Regions from separate parts of the Homo sapiens genome. Here region 1 is linked to region 2. Evidence: read pairs that join two places in POLR2A ChIA-PET (ENCODE). Cell type or tissue: CD4-positive, alpha-beta T cell. All regions are shown on one strand. Each heading gives the region's core, and the rest is flanking DNA. Links, peaks and the distances in the headings are about the cores only.

The links. Peaks named below come from ENCODE experiments on the same cell type or tissue, not always from the same donor. Only the 100,000 strongest peaks of a DNase experiment are listed, where the experiment ranks them.
Region 1: POLR2A ChIA-PET joins it to region 2 with 7 read pairs; 3 of 35 experiments call an interaction of 5 or more read pairs at or near these places.

The regions. Positions count from the first base shown.
Region 1 is chr3:9,983,758-9,992,053 of GRCh38, forward strand. EMC3 (ER membrane protein complex subunit 3) reads right to left here and starts at 3,084. Exons shown (of 8, transcript NM_001394674.1): 1 at 2,750-3,084. The coding sequence starts at 2,904. It overlaps EMC3-AS1 (EMC3 antisense RNA 1), which reads left to right and starts at 3,136. Exons shown (of 3, transcript NR_103821.1): 1 at 3,136-3,507; 2 at 4,955-4,990. RefSeq lists enhancers at 2,902-3,549, 3,014-3,173, 3,434-3,653. In CD4-positive, alpha-beta T cell, for the core only: no CTCF peak of the experiment used is centred there; DNase peaks (open chromatin) are centred at 3,094, 3,404 and 3,744; H3K4me3 peaks cover 2,331 bases; H3K27ac peaks cover 1,902 bases.
Region 2 is chr3:10,259,713-10,268,045 of GRCh38, forward strand. TATDN2 (TatD DNase domain containing 2) reads left to right here. Exons shown (of 8, transcript NM_014760.4): 3 at 425-958. Among named protein-coding and RNA genes, the nearest start is that of TATDN2, 15 kb to the left of the region's middle. RefSeq lists a silencer at 4,223-4,412. In CD4-positive, alpha-beta T cell, for the core only: CTCF peaks have their summits at 4,519 and 4,720; a DNase peak (open chromatin) is centred at 4,329; H3K4me3 peaks cover 1,086 bases; H3K27ac peaks cover 2,573 bases.

The DNA.
Region 1 (8,296 bases), core at 1-8,000, 280 kb before region 2:
TTCAGAACCATTGCTCTAATAGTGAACCATGGGCAGAAAATCATGGCAGAGAATCTACGACAGCAGGAATCATGGTTGAAGAGGGTTTAACCTGGGAGTGAGACTGATCTGAGTTCAAGTACAGGCACAATATTTCCCTACTTTGGGAAGACTACTTAACTTTTCCAGGCTCCCTGGAATTGTAAAAATGGGTTAAGGAGTATCTGCTTCAGTGCTAATGTAAGGCTAAAATAAGAAATTTTACAGGTGCCAGAAAATGCTAAATGTCTGAGCTTTCCCCACTTCGCACTTTTCTACAGCCCTTCTTTCTGTGGTAAATACACTTTTTTTTTTTTTTTTAAATGAGATGGAGTCTCGCTCTGTCGCCAGGCTGGAGTGCAGTGGCATGATCTCGGCTCACCGCAACCTCTGCCTCCCGGATTCAAGCGATTCTCCTGCCTCAGCCTCCCGAGTAGCTGGGACTACAGGCACGTGCCATCACGCCCAGCTAATTTTTGTATTTTTAGTAGAGATGGGGTTTCACCATGTTGGCCAGGATGGTCTCAATCTCTTGACCTCATGATCTGCCTGCCTCGGCCTCTCAAAGTGTTGGGATTACAGGCGTAAGCCACCACACCCGGCCAGTAAGTTGACTTCTTTTCTGTTTTTTTGAGACAGAGTCTTGCTCTGTCACCCAGGTTGAAGTGCAGTGGCGCGATCTTGGCTCACTGCAAGCTCCGCCTCCTGGGTTCAAGCAATTCCACTGCCTCAGCCTCCCGAGTAGCTGGGACTACAGGCGCCCAGCATACCACGCTCAGCTAATTTTTTGTATTTTTAGTAGAGACGGGGTTTCACCATGTTAGCCAGGATGGTCTCGATCTCCTGACCTCGTGATCCGTCCGCCTCGGCCTCCCAAAGTGCTGGGAGTACAGGCATGAGCCACCATGCCCGGCCAGTAAGCTGACTTCTTAAGGTTCGCTCCAGGGTGGGGTGCTGGCTCTGGTCAGTTCTGAAACTAATGCTACAGAAAGATAAAGTGATCGCTGTAGTATAGTGGAAAAAGCCCAATACCCAGAAGGCTTGGTGTGAAGTCCTAAATGTCACCCTGTGTGACGCTGTAACGCACCTGGCACTCTTCTCAACGAACGGGTGGGATGGAACTTGTTAAAGCCTCTGTTTCTATAAAATGAGACAATATGTACCTCATAGAGTTGCTTTGAAGTTTTAAATAAGTTAATGAATGTAAGTACTTCACATAGTACCTGATATAGAGTAAATGGTTATTATTCTTCTTGGCATAATTGGGAAGAACTAACTGAAAATGTTACAGTAGTGCTTCCTAAACTTCAGTCACTCTCATGCCATGTTAGAATTTTTGTCCAACGCTTGTATCATTACATATTTAATACTTTTTATATATCAACTTTTTTCCCATCTATATGATTTTAAAGGAATCTTTAAATTACCAGCAAATGGAAATCCAGTATTGTCACAAAAAAGAAAGTAACTTAAGTACAGTAGAAACAAAACAACATTATTAAATTTTAACTAGACACTGTTACCTGTGAAAAGTTCTTAGCCTGAGGCTTACTCTCTTTATTAAAACGAGAAATTAATGTGAGAGAGAGGTGCTAAAGATATAGTAGCACTTACCTGAGATGATTTCTGAAAGTAATCAGAACTGACTGAAAATTGCTTGTTTTTCTAAGAGACAAGGTCTCGTTATGTTGCCCAGGCTGGTCTCCCACAATCCTCCTGCCTCAGCATCCCAAGTTGCTGGGAGAAAACTATTACTTTAATATGAGGGGCTACATGTCTAGATAACCACCTATAATCATCTCAAATTCCTTTATCTGTATATAAATATTGCAACGAGGGGCTGGTTGCCATGGCTCACACCTGTAATCCCAGCACTTTGGGAGGCCAAGGCAGGTGGATCACCTGAGGTCGAGTTCGAGAACAGCCTGGCCAAGATGGTGAAACCCTGTCTCTACTAAAAATACAAAAATTAGTCAGGTGTGGTGGTGCGGGCCTGTAATCCCAGCTACTCGGGGGGCTGAGGCAAGAGAATCGCTTGAACCCGGGAGGCGTAGACTGCAGTGAGCTGAGATGACGCCACCGCACTCCAGCCTGGGCAACGAGAGCGAAACTCCGTCTCAAAAATAAGCAAATAAATAGATAAATAAATAAATACTGCAATGAAATATGTGAGGAAGTTGCCTCCACTCTAGTGGGGGGAAATAATTACAATTCCTTACATCTCTAATGGCAGTTTTACAGACTGCAAAGCGCTTTGGTACTTGGCATCTCAGCTGACAGTCCCACCAGGCCCGACGCCTGGAACAGTAATTTGGTAGAATGCAGATTATCACACTCACTTGACTGGATGTTACAAAGACTAAACGCTGTAACGCACCTGGCACTCTTCTCAACGGAAGGGTGGGATGGAATAGTTCATAGGTAAACCCACCGAGGGTCGGCGACTAACCTAAAGGATTAACAGTACTGTTTTTTTCAACACTCAATACGTCCTAGATCCTGTGCTAAGGGACTTACAGACATCACCTAATTTGATTCCTACCTGTCTATGAAGCAGGTACTGTTATCATCCCCATTTCACAGAGGACAAAAGTGAAACACAGAGGTAACGGGTAAGGTCACCCTGTCAGAGGGGGCGCGACGTGAACCTAGGCAAATTGACACAACTCCTGCACTTTTTTGCCCAAGGTCACGGCGGTGTGAGGTAGGCTGGAGAAGGGAGGGCGCTGACCTGTCAGATACTTGTTCCTGGGTGAGCTTCTTGTCGCTCTGCAGCAGGATGGACACGTAGTGGCGGATCATGCCTACGAAGAAAGTGATGATAACGATGGGTAGGACCACCCAGAGGCGGATGTTGGAGTCGAGCAACAGTTCTGGCCCTGCCATCTTCACTGAAAGCTGGTTCCCAGTCTGGAATGGGCGAGCTTCTCTTCTCCGGGGCACAGTTGCTTCTCTTCGGCTTCGCCTCCGGGCCTTCTCAAGCCCCTTTGCCCGTGTACCCCAGAACTCTCCTGCGACTGTGAGCCGAGCTTACTGCCTTCAGCTGGGCTGCCTGGTCTTCCACTTCCGGCGCGAACGTTGACGTCACGTCGTGGCGCACCTCAGTGGCGTCAGAGCGGCGTCGGGCCTGGCGGGAAAGTGGAAAACTATCGGCGGTGGCCCAGGCTCGGTGGCTCACTCCTGGAATCCCAGCACTTTGGGAGGCCAAGGTGGGGGGATCACGAGGTCAGGGGATCGAGACCATCCTGGCTAACAGGTGAAACCCTGTCTCTACTAAAAATACAAAAAAATTAGCCAGGCGTGGTGGAGGCGCCTGTAGTCGCAGCTACTCGGGAGGCTGAGGCAGGAGAATGGCGTGAACCCAGGAGGCGGAGCCTGCAGTGAGCCGAGATTGCTGCACTGCACTCCAGCCTGGGCGACAGAGGAAGACTCCGTCTCAAAAAAAAAAAAAAAAAAAGAAAGAAAACTACAGGCGGGGACGGCTTCTCGGTGAGTAAATGGAGCAGTGGTCGTAGTCTCTCGAGGCCCCGCTCCCCTGCGACCTAATCTCTTAAGTCCGGGCCGCGGTCGGCGTTCTTCTCTGGGGCTCCGCGCCCCAAGCCTCGGCTTCCTCATCTGCCCTGAGATGGGATAGTCCCCACAGGTACCTTTCTGCGTCGTTAAAATGAGGAAATGAGAAAGGCTTTTACCCTCACCCCCTTCCCGATGAACTAGTCCAGGCAGTCGGCCTCATCTCACGTCTGTTGGGCTTCTCGGGAAGCCAAATGGTATCGCACGTGTTAAAGGCGGGTGTCTGGAAGCCGAAAGTCCTGACTAACTGAGAATGTTGACTAATCCGGATAGCATTGAGAAGAGGAAATGGAGCTATTCAACAGATTCATTGATCTATATAAGCTGCTATAAGTTACATTTACTCTTTCTGTGTAGTACCTCACAGAATTCTGAAATTTTGGATATGACATTCTACGACATTGCATTTAGCTATTCTCACAACTCTATTTTTCAAAATGTCCAACGTTTAAAATTTTTTCTTCCTCAGTCTTTCAGGAGATTGTCATGGTTGAGAGACTGGACTGTACCTACCCACTATGAATGAGCAGAACACCATAGCTAATATTAACTTTCTGCAGGTAATCTCTGAGCTTCGGGAGAAGTTGGATCCTGCAGCATTGTGTTTTGCCATCACTGTTGCAGGCTTTCCAAGTAAAGTTAAAAAGTAAAGGACAAGCAAGGTAAAGAGCTCATGGATAATTGCCACCCTTTTCCTCACATAGGATGTCACAGTTCTCTGACATCCCACAGTCAGAGTTGGAGCTTAATACTTACAACTACAAATAATGGTACTATTATGATATTTACATCTAGTATTATATCGTTTTTCAAATTACGTATATGTATGTGGCTATGTATGTGTTCATATGTTTTCTTAGCCATTCAGATCAATCCCAGGCAGACTACAGTGCAAGTTTATTAGCCATCTTATACATGAGGTTGTCATTTACTCCAGGGTACATGGCTACTAAGCAGGAATTCACATCTTGTAAGTTCTTTTCTGGTAGGTAGAAGAGTAATTTTTTTCCTCTCTGCTACTTGTAATTCCTCAGGAAATCAAGAAAGCAGCGGTCAGAACCGTATTATTCTCTTTGATGTAATAAAGTCAGCTATTAGATATGAGAAAACCATTTCAGAAGCCTGGATTAAGGTGGGATCTTTGGAACTTTGATTATCAAGGAGGAAATGAGTGGCAATTAGTGACAGATGTATAACTGAGGTAGATTGAAATAAAAATCTCAAAACTCATTCAAGTGGAAATGATAGCTGATGGTTGCCATATGGACACATTGGCTCTTAGATGAGATAACAGGGCATGCTGAATAAGGTGTAACGTGTTTCGCTGATGTGTCATAATATTTTTGTGACTCTCCTGTTTTTTCAGGCAATTGAAAACACTGCCTCAGTATCTGAACACAAGGTAATGTTCATGTACTATGCATTTTCAGTATTGCAGACTTAAAAGTAATGACATTGGCTAGCTTGCCTTCCCACTGTCTTTCTTTCTCCTCCCTCCAGTCACTCTTCTCTCTCTTCCCTAGTTGCTCTAATAAACATTAGCTGTCTGGGGAAGATAATCTGAGGTGGCGACTGGCCAGATAGCCTGCCCCTACTCACTCTGGCTATAAAATAAGCCTACAGTATCCACAAGGGGAAATACTAACAGTGTAAACAAGCACATCAAGGTGCAGTCAAAGAAGCCAGGTCCCCACTGATGAGATGAAGAAAATAACCACCTAAGTCTCAGGTCCCTATATCTGCCTAATTGCCCTTCCTTCCACCCAGCACCACTGTCAAGATAATGGCATTCCATGTTTTACTTTACTTTGCTCATGTAGACCTGACTAGAGTAAATCAGTCTGTCCACTGTCAAAGCAGTGGTACTGGATCTTATGTCTCTATTAATTCTAGAAATACCTTCCATCAAAAAGCCAGATGATTGGCCGGGCACGGTGGCTCACGCCTATAATCCCAGCACTTTGGGAGGCTGAGGCAGGCGGATCATCTGAGGTCAGGAGTTTGAGACCAGCCTGGCCAATGTAGCGAAACCCCGTCTCTACTAAAAATACAAAAAAAAAATTAGCCTGGCCTGGTGGCACACGCCACTGCACTCCAGCCTGGGCGACAGTGCAAGACTCCATCTCAAAAGATAAAAAGCCAGATGATTGAGTTCCTTAGGTGCTGATTGGTTGCCTTTAAAGATTTTTCTTTGGTTGGAATCTGTTTTGTGGGATTTTTGTTAGTTTTGTTATCCAATTTTGGGATGACTATCTTAAAAGCTTTCATGATGATGAATAAAGCAATGAAAAAAATGAATAACTTTTTGTGGTGAGAAATATCAAAGTACTCCAAACACACTGTTTTTGGTTTTAGATAAACACAAATTTAACACCTTGACTGCCTGCATACCTATTTTTACGTATTTGTAATCATTTTATAAATATAAATATAATTTGTATTCTTTTTTCTCAACATTTTCTTCTCCATGTGCTTCTGCTTTGTCTTCATTGTTATCTTTAATGACTGTATTCTGGTCTAATGACTCTAAATTTTGGTGTCCTAAGAAGTGGAGCATTCAGTTAAGAGAAGTAGTAAAATTTGTTTTTTCTTTTTTGTCCTGCTTGCCTTTTTAACTTTTTTTTTTTTTTTTTCCTGGAAGCATAGACTCAGATTGCCCTGAATACACTCCCAGTGTTTTCTCTTTTTTTTTTGAGACAGAGTCTTGCTCTGTCACCCAGGCTGGAGTGCAGGCAGTGGCGCAATCTCAGCTCACTGCAAGCTCCACCTCCTGGGTTCATGCCATTCTTCTACCTCAGCCTCCCGAGTAGCTGGGACTACAGGCGCCTGCCACCACGCCCGGCTAATTTTTTGTATTTTTAGTAGAGATGGGGTTTCACGTTGTTAGCCAGGATGGTCTGGATCTCCTGACCTTATGATCCACCTCAGCCTCCCAAAGTCCTGGGATTACAGGTGTGAGCCACCGTGCCGGGCCTTTCTCTTTTTTTTTTTTTTTTTTTTTTTTTAAGAGACTAAGTCTTGCTCTGTCACCGAAGGTGGAGTGCGGTGACAGCATCATAGTTCATTGCAGTCTCAAACACCCGGGTTCAAGCGATCCCCCCACCTCAGTCTTTGGAGTAGCTGGGACTACAGGCAAGCACCACCAGGCCTGGCTAATTCTGTTAGTTAGTTAGTTAGTTATTTTGAGAGAGTTTCGCTCTTTTGCCTAGGCTATAGTGAAGTGCCACAATCTCGGTTCACTGCAACCTCTGGCCCCTGGGTTGAAGCAAATCTCCTGCCTCAGCCTCCCTAGTAGCTGGGATTATAGGTGCCTGCCACCATGCCTGGCTAATTTTTGTATTTTTAGCAGAGATGGGATTTCACCATATTGGCCAGGCTAGTCTCAAACTCCTGACTCAGGTGATCCACCCACCTGCCTCAGCCTCCCAAAGTGCTAGGATTACAGGTGTGAGCCACCACGCCTGGCCAATTCTTTTATTTATTTATTTATTTATTTATTTTTTGAGACGGAGTCTCGCTGTCGCCCAGGCTGTAGTGCAGTGGCACGATCTCGGCTCACTGCAAGCTCCGCCTCCCGGGTTCACGCCATTCTCCTGCCTCGGCCTCCTGAGTAGTTGGGACTATAGGCGCCCACCACCTCGCCTGGCTAATTTTTTGTATTTTTAGTAGAGACGGGGTTTCACCATGTTAGCCAGGATGGTCTCGATCTCCTGACCTCGTGATCTGCCCGCCTTGGCCTCCCAAAGTGCTGGGATTACAGGTGTGAGCCACCGCGCCCGGCCATTCTTTTATTTTTTATAGAGATGAGGTCTTGCTGTGTTTCCCAGGCTGGTCTCAAATTTTTAGCTTCAAGTGATCCTCCTGCTTGGGCCTCCCAAAGTGCTGGGATTATAGGCATGAGCCACTGCACCCAGCCCTCATATTTTTCTTTTTTAAACTTAGGTAAACAAGCTAATTGTGGAGAAAAATCCACAAGGAATCTACAGATGTAAAAAATACAGTTTTTCTCTGCTCTCTTTCCCATTCCTCAGGGGTAATCATCCTTCCAAATTTTTTCTCTTCATATACAAGCTGTAATTGTGTGCAAGTACAGGTATACTCTTATGCCTACACATATATATGTTTATATATTGTTTTTACAAAAGCAGAATCTTAACTATGATTATGGGTGGTGGTGGTGGTGTTTAAAGAGACAGGGTCTCACTCTGTCGCCAGGCTGGAGTGCAGTGGCACAATCGTAGCTCACTGTTGCCTCCACCTCCTGGGCTCAATGATCCTCCCTCCTCAGCCTCCCAAAGCAGTGGGATTATAGGCATGAGCCTTCATGCCCAGCCTGATTATCCTTTTGCAGGCTGCTGTTTTTTCCACTTCATATCAGGAATGTCTTTCCTCTGTCAAAAAATAGAGTATGGCTCAGCAGTCCCTAACCTTTTTGGCACCAGGGACTGGTTTCATGGAAGACAGTTTTTCCACAGACCGTTTCGGGGCATGATTTCAGGATGAAACTGTTCAACTTTAGATCATCAGGCACTACTTAGATTCTCATAAGGAATGTGCAGCCTAGATCCTGCGCATGTGCAGTTCACAATGGGGTTTGCGCTCCCGTGAGAATCTAATGCAGCCGCTAATCTGACAGGAGGCGGATCTCAGTGGTAATGACCACTTGACCACCCCTCACCTCCTGCTGTGCAGCTTGGTTCCTAGCAGA
Region 2 (8,333 bases), core at 313-8,312:
CTGGGGCTAGCCCTTCCCCTCACTGGGTCCTCAGGTTTCCTTTACCCTTAGATATGGGATTGGGCTAGCTGGTTTCTAGGGCCCTTTCCAGTGGGAAGAGCTTGAGCTGCTGTTTTGCCTGAAGTGTAGTCCTTGCCTTCCAGGAGCTTGCAGTCTGGTTTAATGAGAGTGTTCATTTCAGCTCCTTCCGTCCCCTTGCAGTGAAAGGATATCATCTGCTGAGCATGAGAAGGCGAATGCTAAGAAATGGCAGCAATCAGCCCCTCTTACAGTGCCACTTCACCACCCGGAGAGAACCTTTGCCTTAGCCACAGTCACTTTCCCTTTGACTGGTAGAACCACCACTGATTTATAATTTGCCAAATGCTTCATGTACGAAAGTGCCCTTGGAACAGCCCTTTCAATTCTGTTTTTTTTTTCCCAGGTTGATTCCAAAGATAGTTCTCATAACTCCACAAACTCTGAATTTGCAGCTGAAGCTGAGGGTCAGAATGATACAATTGAGGAACCCAACAAGGTCCAGAAAAGGAAGAGGGATAGACTTCGAGACCAGGGCTCCACAATGATCTACCTGAAGGCTATCCAGGGCATCCTGGGGAAATCGATGCCAAAAAGGAAGGGAGAGGCTGCCACTCGGGCAAAACCAAGCGCAGCAGAGCATCCCAGCCATGGAGAAGGACCAGCCAGGAGTGAAGGACCAGCCAAGACTGCAGAAGGAGCAGCCAGGAGTGTCACAGTCACTGCTGCTCAGAAGGAGAAAGACGCAACCCCAGAGGTCAGCATGGAGGAGGATAAGACAGTGCCAGAGAGGAGCAGCTTCTATGACAGGAGAGTAGTTATAGACCCTCAAGAGAAACCCAGTGAGGAGCCCCTTGGGGACCGAAGGACTGTCATTGACAAATGCTCTCCACCCCTAGAGTTCTTGGATGACTCTGACTCTCATTTAGAAATCCAAAAGGTGAGTAAAGCTTGTACCAGGCATCTGACTTTTTAGTTCTGTTGATGAAATGTGTTCCATCTTTCTAGTTTGATCCTAAGTGTTACTAATTAAAAATAGTACTTTACTTAACCAGGCCTCCAGGGAACAAACTGATGGTTTTCTTCTAACATACTTTTCAGATTTTCAGAGTTATTAATAAACCTAAACTAAGTGCTTTTTTTTTTTTTTGAAGGATTTATATGTTAGGATATGGGTTTAGCTGCTGTGTAAAAGGCCAAAATCACAGTGGCTTAAACAGAATATAAGTTTGGCTTAAGAAGGATGGCTCCATCATGTCAGAGATACTGGTACCTTTTGTCTTGATTCTCTATCACCCCTCAACACAGTGTCCATCTCTTGGTGTGAAATGGATACTCTGATAGGACTCAGGGTTTGTTATCTGGGCATTCTGGCCAGTGGGAAGGGGAGAAGAGGAGAGTGCATTCCTTCCCTGTTAAGAGCTTGGCTCAAGAGTTGCACATGTTGTATCTGCTGTTGACAAGAGCGGGGAAACCCGGCTGACACCTGGCTGCAAGGGAGTCTGGAAAATCAGCCTTTATCTAGGCAGACTTGTACCTGGATAACCAGAGAAGAAGGGAAGGATGTCATTGGACGGAAACTAGTGATTTTTAACATAGCTTATAATTGAGGGGAAGCATTCCTCCATCTTTTTCTTTTTTTTTTTTTTTTTGTTGTTGGGACAGAGTCTTGCTCTGTTGCCCAGGCTGGAGTGCGATGGTGCAATCTTGGCTCACTGCAACCTCCACCTCCTGGGTTCAAGCAATTCTCCTGCCTCAGCCTCCTGAGTAGCTGGGATTACAGGTGTGCGCCACCAAACCGGCTAATTTTTGTATTTTTAGTAGATATGGGATTTCTCCATGTTGGCCAGGCTGGTCTCGAACTCCTGACCTCGTGATCCACCTGCCTTGGCCTCCCAAAGTGCCGGGATTACAGGCATGAGCCACTGTGCCAGGCCACATTCCTCCATCTTACTCGTCTCCACCCATCCTTTACTACTGCTCTGCAGGCAGCTTCTCTCATCTTTAGCTCTTTCTTCTAGTACTTACCCCATGTTTCTAAATAATCTTTACTGTTGATCAGTTTTTCAGTTTTAGATGTCTGAGGACTTCTTGCTTGGGCGATGAGAATTTAGTTCTCTATACCTCCTTCAGAAGCACCCACACCCAGGGACACATTAGCTTCCCCTTTCTGCAGCCTCCCTGTGTGGCTTGAATACCTTTTGGGTTAAGTCTGTGTAAGATTTGTTACTGCCATGTTCACAGCTGAGTCGCCTTGTATACTCTGATCACATTTTCTTTCTTGTAAAACTTCATTTTCCTTAAAGTTCATCATTACTTTGTTTTTCCTTTGGTTTTCCTGGTACCTTTCACTAATTAATCCCCAAACTGCGAGAGCTGTAAAATCCTTCTCAATACTGTCAAAATAAGGAATCTGTTTCTTTTTTTTCTCTCTTGGAGGTATACGTCCTCAGCCCTCTGTTGTCCTGCTCTGGTCTGGACTGCCTGCCGTCAGGCCAGCTGGCAGCTGTCTCTCTGGAGCCTCCTTCACATTTCTCCCGGATTGAGTCTTCTGCTACCTATACTCTGTGTCTTCTCATGTTCTTCTTCCTTGGTTTACTCTCACATTTTGGTGGAATACTTTTTCTAGTAGCTTCTTGAGAAAGGGTACATGGAGAAACTTTTTTTGGTAAACATGTGTCTGAGATTGCCTTTATTTTACCTTTAACCTTGATTACAAGCTTGGTTGGTTTTGGAATTCCAGGTTGGAAATTGTTTTGTTTGGGATTTTGAAGGCATTGCTCCTTTTCTTCTGGGCTTTTTTTTTTTTTTTTTTTTTTTTGAGGTGGAGTCTCGTTCTGTCTTGCCCAGGCTGGAGTGCACTGGTGTGATCTTGGCTCACTGCAGCCTCCACTTCCTGGGTTCAAGTGATTCTCCTGTCTCAGCCTCCCGAGTAGCTGGGATTACAGGCACACGCCACCACACCTGGCTAATTTTGTATTTTTGGTAGAGACAGAGTTTCATCATGTTGGCCAGGCTGGTCTCAAACTTCTGACCTGAGGTGATCCACCTGCCTAGGCTTCCCAAAGTACTGAGATTACAGGTGTAAGCCACTTCGCCTGGCCTCTTCTGGTTTTCTTGATGTCTGAAGCTATGCTGGTTCCTGAACCTTGGTATATGATTTTTTATTTTTTATTTTCTTTTGCTTTGAGACAGAGTTTTGCTCTGTCACCCAGGTTGGAGTCCAGTGGCGTGATCTCAGCTCACTGCAATCTTCACCTCCCAGGTTCAAGCGATTCTCCTGCCTCAGCCTTGTGAGTAGCTGGGATTACAGGCATGTGCCACCACACCCGGCTAATTTTTGTATTTTTAGTAGAGATGGGGTTTCACCATTTTGGTGAGGCTGGTGTCGAACTCCTGACCTCATGATCCGCCCGGCTCAGCCTCCCAAAGTGCTGGGATTACAGGTGTGAGCCACCGTGCCCAACCTGTATTTTTTTTTTTTTTCCCTCTGTGGAATCTTGTAGAATATATTTTGATCTCAGGGCTCTGAAATTTCATGGTGGTGGTGTCTACTTTGCTTAGCATGGGACATTCCCTTTCAATCTAGAAACCCTTGTACTTTAGCTGTGGGAAAAGTTCGTGAATTACTGTACTTCGCTGATGTTTTCTTTCCGTATTTTTCTTCTCTCTTTCTCTCTCTAGCTTCTCTACCTTCTTTCTCTTATTTGGATGTTGGATTTTTCAGGACTGGTCCTGTAATTTTATTGCCTTTCTCCCTTGTTTCTAGCCAATTTCTTGCTTTACTTTGTAGGATATTTCCTTTTCTTTATCTTCCAACCCAGCTGTTTATTTAGTTTTACTTTTCTACTGTCATGCTTTTTATTATCCAAGAGCTCTTTTGTTTTTTAATAACATCTCTGTTCTTGTTTCATCTTCTGTTATCTCTTTTAGGGAGTTCATGGTAGTTTTTTGGCTTGGTTTTAGTTTTCTTTAAGTTGCTTCTTTCCGTTTCTTTTGATCTCTTCTGTGTTAGAGGCTGCCTTCACATGTCTGGTAATCTTTGGTTGTCTGTTTATGATCAAGAATGGGAGGATTAAAAAGCTGTTTGGAAGCTCTGAGCGTAAAGACTTTGAGCTTTGCTTTGGGATGATCGGGAGAATATAACCCTCTTCCCCTTGCCATGTCACTGCTTTTAGGAAAGCCTCGAGACTGGTCACCTTGCCCAGAGGAGTGTTTTTCAGCCTGCTTAGGAGGAAAGGTGGCTGGGAGCTGGGTAGCGAAAGGGGCGGCTGCGGGGGCGGCGTCAGCATTCACTTAATCTTTGTCTTTTTGGTGCAGTACCAGTGCCCTCCACTGAGCTGACCAGGCCTTATTCTAGAGATCCTCTTGTTTTACTGTCTTCAAACAACTCACCTTCTCTGAGTATGAGGAGGGAATCTGGGATCTAACTCATTGGAAACCAGATTTCACCCTGTCCTCCTCCTTTTAATGTTCTTCTGTAACTCCAGTTCCTCCAGTTCCCAAGGTGCCCAGTACCGCGAGTGCCTGCTCTGTTCTAAGCTTTCCTGGTGCCTAGCTTAGGTCTCAGCCTTCTCTTGGTCTGCCAGTGAGGTGTTATTTGGCCATCTGCTTTCTAGCCTCCAGTGCGTGATCACTGTAGTCTCTTGTTCTTCCTGTTCTGGTGTTTTTGTTATTGTAGAGGGGTTTTATTTGTTTTTTGTTTGGTTTTTAGATTCTTTAGTTTTAGTGAGGTTTCAGGAAAGAGTAAAATAAGTCGAATTTGTTCAGTACATCCTTAGCCTAGAAAAGTTCTGGGAAAATTTCTTGATTATTTGATTTCTTGTCTGTTTCTTCTTTTTCTGGACCATCTATTTTATGCTTGGTCTTTCGGATGGAAATTCCAATTTTCTTTTCTTCCCAGTGAATCCTTTTTAAAAAATTTTTCTGGATGGTTTCTTCAACTTTATCTTCTTTTTTTTTTTTTGAGATAGAGTCTCACTCTGCCACCCAGGCTGGAGTGCAATGGCTTGGTCTTGGTTCACTGCAACCCCTGCCTCCCAGGTTCAAGCGATTCTCCCGCCTCAGACCCCTGAATTGCTGGGACTATAGGCGCATGCCACCATGCCTGTCTAATTTTTGTATTTTTAGAAGGGACGGGGTTTCATTTTGGCCAGGCTGGTCTCGAACTCCTGACCTCAGGTGATCTATCCGCCTCGGCCTCCCAAAGTGCTGGGATTACAGGCGTGAGCCACCGCGCCTGGCTCAAGTTTATCTTCTAACGTTTATGTTGATTTTTTTTTTTTGGTCTTTTTTTTTTTTTTCCTGTGCGTGGTTTTTTTTTTTTTTTATTGCTGCCAATTTTTTTTTCTTTTTTGTCTTTTTGAGACAGAGTCTCACTCTGTGGCCCAGGCTGAAATACAGTGGTGTGATCTCAGCTCACTGCCACCTCTGCCTCCTGGGTTCAAGCAATTCTCCTGTTTCAGCCTCCTGAGCAGCTGGGATTACAGGCATGGACCACCATGCCTGGCTAATTTTTGTATGTTTAGCAGAGACAGGATTTCACCATGCTGGTCAGGCTGGTCTTGAACTCCTGACCTCAGGTGATCCACCTGCCTCGGCCTCCCAAAGTGCTAGGATTACAGGCATGAGCTACCACGCCCGGCCAGAACTTTAAAAATTAAAAATTTTAGCTGGGCGTGGGGCTCATGCCTGTAATCCCAGCACTTTGGGAGGCTGAGGCAGGTGGATCATGAAGTCAGGAGATCGAGACCATCCTGGCTAACACGGTGAAACCCCGTCTCTACTAAAAATCCAAAAAAATTAGCCAGGTATGGTGGCGTGCACCTGTAGTCCCAGGTGCTGGGGAGGCTGAGGCAGGATAATGGCGTGAACCTGAGAGGTGGAGCTTGCAGTGAGCTGAGATTGCACCACTGCACTCCAGCCTGGGCAACAGAGCAAGACTCCGTCTCAAAAAAAAAAAAAAAAAAAAAAAAGTTTTTGTCATCCAGGTTGGAGTGCAGTGGCATGGTCATAGCTCATTGCACCTTTATTTTTCTGTGGTCCCCTTGGTTTAACTTTTCCAAGCATCAACTTTTGTCCTTTGCTGGGTGGGGAAAGGGCAGGCCATCTGCACAGGGTGGGAGCAGGGGTCTGGAGATCTTGACAGACTTCAGCTAATTCCTATTTTCATCTGCGGCTTCACCCTCACTTTGGAAGTCTGGCACCTCCAATTCCTGAGTCTTTCTGGGGTCCTGTAGTCTGGTTCTGGGTTTTTCCTCACTGAAGGCTTAGGTTTTGGCCATCTGATCTTCTTGGCTGATAATCATTAACCCATCTGTTTTCTATGCTCTGTTATCTGTGAATAGCATCCAATGCTTATTTAATTTGCTTTGCTGTTCATTTTGTGTGCTTTCCCCTTGTAGGTTTATACCTTTTCGGATATATTTCCTGTAACTTTAGAAGGGTTTTTGGGTGGGAAGGACAAAAACTATATGCTATATATATAATTGGAAATTCCCACATAAAGTAGGTTTGTAAGATATTTTCCTCCCAAATATGTAATGGGTGTGTTTTCTGTCTAATGTAGATCATCTTACTTGGTTGCCTCTAATTCCATTGTGTGGATGAATTTTCTAAAGTTATACCCAAACTTCTATTTATGAGACTGGACGACAATTAGGTTTTCTCTTACGTATCTATTTGGAGACAGCACAGTATGGTAGGTGAGCATGTGAGTGTTGGGATCAGACCATTTGGGTTTAAATCCTGGCCCTGCCACTCGAATTAGGATCTTGAGAAAGTCAGCCTCTTTGAACCCCAGTTTCTTCCTGTGTGTAAAATGGGCTAGCTCTTCAAATGTTACCACTTGTAAAAAGCTAATACAGGGTCAGATGCATTTTTGGGTTTACAGCCTCTGTTGCAGCTTTTCAACTCTGCATGAAAATGGCCATAGACAACGTACAAGTGAATGGGCCTGACTGTATTCCAATGAAACCTTATTTACACCATCAGGCATGGTGTTGTTCAGTGAGGTTTCAGGAAAGAGTAAAATAAGATGAATTTGTTCAATCCATCTTTAGCCTAGAAATGTTCTTGTGGGCTGCAGCATGTGGAACTCTGAATTCATACGTGATTACTCTTTGCTCAGTGCCCAGTAGTAGGTGCTCAATAAATGTAACTTTAAATTTTACCATACAGGCTTAAACTAACTAAGGCAGTCTTTTTTTTTTTTTTTTTGAGACAGAGTCTTGCTCTATCACCCAGGTTGGAGTACAGTGGCTCACTGCAACTTCTGCCTCCCAGGTTCAAGTGATTCTCATGTCTCAGCCTCCCGAGCAGCTGGGGTTACAGGCGTGCACAACCGCATTTGGCTAGTTTTTTGTATCTTTAGTAGAGATGGGGTTTTGCCATGTTGCCCAGGCTGGTCTGGAATTCCTCAGCTCAAGTGGTCTGCCTGCTTTGGCCTCCCAAAGTGCTGGGATTACAGGCGTGAGCCCCCTTGCCCGGCTGAGACAGTCTTGAATATCGGCAGTCTCCTCCTATTTCCCCCACACCCCCCGACAAAAAAAAAAAATCTGAAAACATTTTCTTGGCCAACTTGACTCTAGAAACCTTTCAAGGATTTAGATGACATAATTATTATGTCTGTTTATGGTGTATGTTTCTAGTTACATGTGCATTTTTGAAACTGCTTTTTTCCTTACTTTGACATTTTCCTATCCAGTCTGATTAAATTTCCCTGTTTGTTTGATGATTGTTTTGGTTCATTTGAAAGAGGATCCAAATGAGAACTGTATGTGGCAATTTTTAAATGTGTCAAGTCTCTTCGTCTCTATAGATTCATCCTTTTCTCCCTCCAAAATGTTGTAATTTATTTGTTGTAAAAAATGGGGTCATATGTCTCGTTTTTGCTGATGAGAATATAGTACTTTTTGAATCTGTGTATTGTTCTTGGAAATTTTATTCCAAGTTGCAAATAGTCATCATATCACATTGAGGCAGTCTGTTTCCGTTTTTCCTCGAGGTGTGTTTTTGGGATTGCCATAATGTGACCACCTCCAATTATTTTGCAGACATGTTAATGATGTGTTACTGTATATGATAAACATTTTAACTTTCAGGTGCACCTATACAAAAGTAGACTTGTAGTTCCAATATGTTTCACTAGAAAATTCAGCAGGGAAAAAAAACAAAACAGAACACAAAAGCCTTGTCAAACTTAGGCAAGACTGTAATTTTTTATTGTCTGGGTTGATGGAAATTTTCTGTTATAACCGAGATAGTTTTTGAAGGATTGTTCTCCCTTATAGATAAGTTTTTAAAGGTTTTAGGGG